3 separate regions of the Homo sapiens genome follow, and regions 1 and 3 are each linked to region 2. The links are chromatin loops, found by intact Hi-C in ENCODE. Cell type or tissue: chondrocyte. All regions are shown on one strand.

Region 1 (2,500 bases), 81 kb before region 2:
GCCACCATTTTTGTTGCATGTGCCCTGTGAAGTGCCGTGAAGCCTGACTACCCTTGCTCAGGAGGAACCTGTCACTTCATTTTTTTCCCACTGCCAATCACCTGTCCCCATGATTTAGATCATCCCACTTCCCTTACCTGTAAATATCCTTAAGCCTTATCCTCAAGGGTCGGGTGGGGGTGGTTTTGAGAGCTGTTCTCCCACCTCCTCATGTATTGCCCTTGCAAATCTTTCTCTTTTGCAAAACCCATGTCATCATGATTTATTCACTGTGCAGAGGCAGAATGAACCTGGACCTAGCCAATCTTACTTAACAATTTTTGTATTTTCAGTAGAGGTGGGTTTTCACCATGTTGGCCAGGCTGGTCTTGAACTCCTGACCTCAAATAATCCATCCAGCTCAGCCTCCCAAAGTGCTGGGATTACAGGCGTATGCCACCGCGCCCAGCCCATTTGATGAGTTTTTACAAATGCATACACCTGTGTAATTCAAACCTCTAACAGGATATATAGACTTGCATTGGGGTTTTTAATGTTAAAACTTACAACAATACTTCAAATAATGTCTTCAAACACAAATCTTTGTACAGGTAATAATTAGACTCCTTTGGGTGACATATTTCAGAAAACAGCCCCAGCTAGCTTAAGCAAAGAGGGAGAGTGTAAAAAATATGACTCCATGGTACGGTGGCTCACACCTGTAATCCCAGCAATTTGAGAGGCTGAGGTGGGTGGATCATGAGGTCAGGAGTTCAAGATCAACCTGGCCAAGATGGTGAAACCCTGTCTCCACTAAAAATATAAAAATTAGTGCCAGGCACCTGTAATCCCAGCTACTCGGGAGGCTGAGGCAGCAGAGGTTGCAGTGAGCCAAGATCGCGCCACTGCACTCCAGCCTGGGTGAAAGAGAGAGACTCTATCTCAAAAAAAAAAAAAAAAAAAATATATATATATATATATATATATATGTGTATATATATATATATATGTATATATATATATGTATATATATGTGTATATATATATGTATATATATGTGTATATATATATGTATATATATATGTGTGTGTATATATATATATATGTGTGTGTATATATATATATATGTGTGTGTGTATATATATATATATATATATATATATGACCAGCAGAGGACCATGGCAGGAATGCAGCAGGGACTGGGACTAGGAGGCTGCCCGGGGAGTCCTGGAAGCTCCCTCTGTGTCCTCCATAGGGGTGCACCACTCACTTCTCCCCTCAGGACAACCTGCTGCTGCTGCAGAGAGAACAGTTGGACCACCTTCCAGCAATTGCACCTCTGGATCCAACACAGTGTTCGTGCCAAGGCCTTGCTCCCCCATCCAGCACACTCCACCCACAGGCTGCTGACTGAGCAGGGCAGGGATATAGAGCTGGCTGTGTCTGCCCCTCCATCCTGCAGCGAGGCTGGGAGCCTCCCCATTGGTCTGACCAAGAGTTGCCCAGAGCTATCCTGCAGTGTCAGGCTTGTTGTGTCTACTGAGGAAAGATGAGGTTCATACACATTTGGAAAGGAGAGCTTTATTTCTCATAAAGGGTTGCAACCTGCTGGGTGGTCATTCTGACAGGCTGGGAAACGTAGCCTCTGGCCAGAAGCCAGAAACAGACACTTCGAAGGTGGGGAGAATAAGACAGGGATTTACGCTGAATAGGGTGTCCAGATATACATATTCAACAGGTTATAGGAGCAGCAATGAATATTCACAAAGGGGAGGCAAGGGCATTCGTAGTAGGGTAACATGTATGTAACACGTGTCCCAGATTCACTTTGGGGTGGAGACTTAACATTTAAACATATTACAGTTAGGCCCTCTACATTAAAACGGGAAGCAGAGGACACGAAGGCCCTCTGGGTGCAGCTTCTGGAGACTGGCCAGAACCACTCTGTGGCCAGGGTTTTTTTTTTTTTTTATCAGGAGGGACTGCTTAGCGGTTGCTGTGTCAAGCTGCAAAAGGGGAGGGGCTGTGTTAGGCAGTTGGTTGGTACCAGCGTGAAGCAGTGGTTTCTGTTTAACCCTTAGAGAAGAAAGCCTAATGGTTAGGGGGGGAGGGGGCATAATGAGGCCTGTCCAACCTCCTGTTCCATCATGTCCGGGAACTCCATTTTTAAGGTTTCTCGGGGGTCCCCTAGGCCAAGAGGTGGTCCATTTGGTCAGTTGAGGGGCTTAGGATTTTATTTCTCTGGCTCTTTCCCTCTCTCTTTTTGTGGGTATTAGAGCCACACTGTGGTTTGAAGGCCCTTCCTGTTGCCTTCTGTTTCCTCCTTTGTTCTTCACAGGTGTTTCGCCAAATAGCTTTCTTGCACAGACTTGAACAACCCACCCTCTGCCTTGTCTCAGCCTCTCTGGGCACCTGCTTTGTCTCTGAAGGCCGGCACTGCTGTGGCACTGCTTGGTGAAAATGACCACCCTGGTTTCCAGCTTCACATGGTACAGTTCCAGCAGACTAAGAGCTGGTTCTT
Region 2 (2,500 bases):
CGTGCACGGTGGCCTGCTAGCCCTTTGGGGGGTAGCATGTGCAGTGTGTTTACTGGAGTTGTACACATGCTCACCCGAGGAGTTCTTCCCTTTTACTGGTGGAATGCTCCTGGAAGGTCAACTCCGCCATTTCGTGTCTTAATGCACGTGCTTGAGCCCACTCGCCCAGCTCCTGAGATCTTATAGGAAACTGATGATCACCAGTTTTAGGTGTTTTCTATCTACAGGCAGAATGCCTTTTCCTGGTGCTGGTTGAGACCTATTACTATTTTAGAGAGGCAGTGTGACAACTGCCTAACCATCACCTAATGATCGCCTGATTTTCCTGGTGGGGTGTAGGGGCCCTCTTCTGCCCTGTTCATGTCTCACTAGCTACCCACCGTAACACTCCTGAGCACACTATTGGAGCTGGTGGGGTTTTCTTTGCAAATGCCACCATGTCACCCATAGCTTGGCCTGCAGGTCCCTGCACTAGTGCCAATGTAGATATTTTCTTTCCAAATCTAATCCCTAATTTACACACCCTTTGTGATGATGAGTTCAAATTCTTAGAGAAATTATTTAGCCCCCTGGAGAGACTGCTCTCCCAGTGTGGAGGGCTGGGGCTGGGGTCATATGTCAACATTGTTCAATGTGACACATATTTACTGAGCACCTACTCAGTGCCTATCCCTGGTGAGACAAAAGATGAGTGAGGAATGGCACCTGCCCTTGAGAAACATATAAGAAATGCTTCAGCAAGAAGCGTGTGTCTTTCTCTTGACCATAATGGCAATCTCCTAACACTGGAATAGGGTTAAGAAATCATAAAGAGTTCATGCATGTGTTCGTTGATTCATGAAGGCTTTATAGGGCCTCTACTTTGTCCCAGGCTCTATGCTAGACAGTAGGTAAAGCTGAATTGAAGGTTTTATTTTGCAGTTATTAAGCCTGTGAATAATTTCAGCACAGGAAGCCTACTGTGCCTTTCAGCACAGTTGACTTATGTCCAAGGTACAGATGTGGAACAGAAGAGAGAGTACTGAATGATGTTCTGGTGGGAGAGCAGGATGGTTCTGTGTCTGGGAGTGCTTCACGGAGGAAGTGGCTACTGAAAAAGGATTCAAAGGAAGACTCAGCTTGCCAGGCGGATGCATGGGGAAAAGGCATCCTAGGCTGAGGAAACAGCCTGTGCAAAGGCCTGGGGGCTGAGTCATGGACCAGCAGGGCTCAGAGGCTTTGCAGAAGTGATCTCATCCACCCACTCATAGTTCAGATGAGGCTGGGATGCAGAGAGCGGAAGGCACTGCCTAGAGCTACTCAGCCAGTTAACCACAGAGTTTTGATGGGAACCTGGCCTCCTACCTCCCAGCCACAGCTGGTATTTTCTTCTGCTGGGGAAATGCTACACATCATACACAATACCATCTTTACCACTTGATGGATCACAAGCAGGTATACATTTAAGTCATCTGAATTTAGTTCAAAGTTTGCAAATGGAGAGCAGAATTAGAGGGGCTGGCTGTGCTTTCCATGGGTCCAGATATATAGTGGGTGCTCAGTAAGGGTCTGTGCCCTCCTCCATGGCCAGATGTGGTCGGGGGGTGGGGGCGGGAAGTAAAGGCAACTCCCTGTTCTAAAGGAACACATGGATGACAACTTCCAACTTAGGATGACTTGAAGCTGGGCTTGTGAAGGCTCTGAGCAGCTGGGCTTGGAAGGCAATAATTTCTCAGGCAGAGCATGAGTACCTCTGTGTCTCCCAGTTTGAAAGGGAGCAAGTCATCCTGAAAATAAGCAAATGTCACTTCACCTCCGACCTGGCTGCCCTTTCAGTGGGTGCAGCGAATAAGGCCTTCTCGGTCATTCCGGGCTTTCAGTTTATGGGACTAAGAAAAAGGCAGAAATGCCAATAGTATACAATCATATCTATTTTATTATGCTTTGCTTTATTATGCTTGGCAGATACTCCATTTTTAAAAAACAAAGTAAAGGTTTGTGGCAATCCTGCTTTGAGCAAGTCTATTGGTGCCATTTTTCCAACAGCATGTGCTCACTTCATGTCTCTGTGTCACATTTTGGTAATTCTGGCAATATTTCAGACTTTTTCATTATTATTATATCTGTTATGGTAATCTGTAATTATTGATCTTTGATGTTACTATTGTAATTATTTTGGGGTGCCACAAACCGTGCCCCTAAGACAGCAAATTTAATCAATAAATGTTGTGTGTGTTCTGACTGCTCCACCAACTGGCCATTCCTTCATCTCTCCCTCTCTTTTGGCCTCCCTATTCTCCAAGACACAACAATATTGGAATTAGGCCAAGTAATAACCCTACAATGCTGCCTTAAGCGTTCAAGTGAAAGGAAGGGTGGCATATCTTGCTTCAAATAAGAAGCTGGACATGATGAAGCTTAGTGAGGAAGGCATATGGAAAGCAGAAAAAGGCTGAAAATGAGGCCTCTTGTACCAAACAGTTACAAATGCAAAGGAAAAGTTCTTGAAGGAAATTAAAAG
Region 3 (2,500 bases), 110 kb before region 2:
CCAAGGCTGAGAGCCACATATTCTAAGCAGCGGCCCCCAGCTTTAGTGGGCTTCAGAATCACATGTTAGACTTGTTAAAATGCAGGCTGCTGGGCCCCACTCTGGAGCTTCTGATTCTGTAGGTCTGGAGGTCTAACACACTCCCAGATGATACTGATGCTGGCGGGGACCACACTAGGGGATGTATACAATTCACGATGTATACAATTCATGTGCCATGCAATTCACTTATTTATGGTGCACGAGTCCCTGGTTTTTAGTACATTCATAGAGTTGTGCATCCAGCACCACATCAAGTTTAGAACATTTTTCATCACCCTAAAAAGAAACCTCACACCCGCTAGCAATCGCTTCCCCTCCCCCACCATCTGGCAGCCACTGATCTTTCTGCCTCTGTGGATTTGCATGGTCTGGCCATTTCGTATAAGTGGAATCATACACCATGTGGTCCTTTGTGTCTGGCTTCTTTCACTTAGCATAATGTTTGAAGGTTTATCCGTGTTGTAGCATGTATTATTACTGCATTTGTATGGCTGAATAATATTCCATTGTATAGACATATCCCATTATGTCTGTCTGTTTATCAGCTGATGGACATTTGGTTTGTTGTAGAACTTTTTGGCTATTATGAATAATGTTGCTGTGAAAATTCATGTACAAGTTTTTGTGTGAACGTATGTTTTCATTTCTCTTGGTTATATACCTAGGAGTGGAATTGCTGGATCATATGGTAATTCTGTGTTTAACCTTTTCAGGTTAACCACCGTGAGTTGGTGGCTGAGTGGGGATGAGAGGCAACGATCTTCACTCCCAGCCCACGCTCCTCCCCAGACCATGTTGTCCTTGACCCAAGGATCTCATCCATGTTGCCCCAGTGGGCTGCAGGGAGATGTGCGGAGTCTCTAGAAAGGCAGCGGCCCCTACCACCCCTTCTCTCTAATGGTGACTTCTGGAAATTGGCAGCTGGGTCTCACCTGTGGTATCAGCTGTTTATTTAAACTTCTGCCCTCTGGTTTCAAACCAGAAGTCCCAGGTGGCCTCCAGCAGGGTCTGTGGTTCTTTGCTCAGAGCCGGGTGCTGTCCATGCAGAGGGTGCCATCAGCCTGGTCAGATCCCCCACAGCCTCTGGATGTAAATGGACCTGAGCTCAGGCTTGGGTAGGGCTTTATCCCCTCCATCGGCTTAATTTGCCCGGGAATGTTCTAGGACCAGTCCACATTTGGCCCATCTGAAGTTTTCCAAAATCCCAAGAGTCCACTTGGGATCCTGAAATTCAACAGCATGTGTCTGCTTGGCTTCCTGCCCCTCACTCCCCAGAGCCCCCAAATGGTGAATTTCCTTTTCCTGGCCCCCTGCCGGCTTCAGCAGTCAACTTATACTTTAGTAATAAGCAGTGAAGAACACAGCTCCTGTGATATGGCATTTGTGCTTCTTCAGCAATAAAACTATTCCAGGGCCCTCAGTTGGGAACAGTGGAAGAATTTGGAGGTCAGTTTCCTGTTGTGGATCAGAGAGGAGGGCTCAGAATGTACATGAATCTTCATCTGCACCCTGAGGTTGCACAGCAAGAATAAGGACAGTAAGTACCAAAAGCTTAGGTGGCTCAGGTTGAGCAAAGAGTCTCCCAGTCTCCCAGAATCCTGCCAACTCAGCGATGATTTTACTTTTGCCCGTTTCCTTCTGGGCTTCGTGCACTTGCATGCAGCTCTCTGGAAGCTGTGATTGTGGCAGGCCCACGGGACGTCTCTCGCCACTCACCTAGGCTGTGTTTATGCATTTCAACATGTGCCCAGCCAGCATGTGCTGCCTCAGTGCTGGGCCCTGGGCGGACACTGAGTAGGGACCGGTGATGAAAGGTGCGCAGAGCTGACGTTCTCGTAGGGCAGAGAGAGGCAAAATTAAGCAACAGCTCCGGCTTCTGGGCATTTTGTCGTGTTTGCTGAGGAGCCCTTACATCATCGCATTCCGTGTTCACATTCCATGCAGTGAGTGGAAGTACTGTTTCTCATGCTGTTGCTGTGTGTAGCACGCGCGGCCCTTCACATTCTTTCCTGTCGTCTTCTGGGATGGGGGGTGATGTGGACCTCGTAGCGCATGTGGCTTTTCCGTTGTGTGGATTATTTTTGTAAAGCTGATACTTAGAAGTAGAATTACTGAATGAGTCAAAACTTAGGAACTTATATTTTTAAGTATTTTGGAATGTTTCAAACAGAAAATTTCAAAGCAGAGAGCATAATTTCCTCAGCCCTCATGTGCCCACCTCCCAGCTGCAGTAAGTACCCATCTCAGCCAGTCTTATTTTATCTCAAGCCCTCCGAGCTCTCACTGAATTATTTTAAAGCACATCGCAGTCCTCATGTTACTTCTTCTGTGCATATTTCAGTACGTACCTCTAAAGAAGGGGGATCTTTTAAAGAAGGCAGTCACACCGCCATGATTGCCTCTTAAACAATGGACAGTCGCTACTTACCAGCAAACATCTGGTCAATGTTTAGATGTT

What was found. Hi-C counts contacts between places; a loop is a spot of excess contacts. Peaks named below come from ENCODE experiments on the same cell type or tissue, not always from the same donor. Only the 100,000 strongest peaks of a DNase experiment are listed, where the experiment ranks them.
Region 1: it touches region 2 in a loop (2.2-fold over the local background); 6 of 110 quality-filtered maps call a loop at or near these places.
Region 3: it touches region 2 in a loop (4-fold over the local background); 5 of 110 quality-filtered maps call a loop at or near these places.

What each region holds. Positions count from the first base shown.
Region 1 is chr10:70,574,210-70,576,709 of GRCh38, forward strand. No RefSeq gene overlaps it. Among named protein-coding and RNA genes, the nearest start is that of PRF1, 27 kb to the right of the region's middle. RefSeq lists an enhancer at 2,134-2,263. In chondrocyte, no CTCF peak of the experiment used is centred here; a DNase peak (open chromatin) is centred at 1,412.
Region 2 is chr10:70,655,466-70,657,965 of GRCh38, forward strand. No RefSeq gene overlaps it. Among named protein-coding and RNA genes, the nearest start is that of ADAMTS14, 16 kb to the right of the region's middle. In chondrocyte, no CTCF peak of the experiment used is centred here; a DNase peak (open chromatin) is centred at 1,216.
Region 3 is chr10:70,550,282-70,552,781 of GRCh38, forward strand. The region is part of intron 18 of PALD1 (phosphatase domain containing paladin 1); the gene reads left to right. Among named protein-coding and RNA genes, the nearest start is that of PRF1, 51 kb to the right of the region's middle. In chondrocyte, CTCF peaks have their summits at 1,346 and 1,549; DNase peaks (open chromatin) are centred at 863 and 1,978.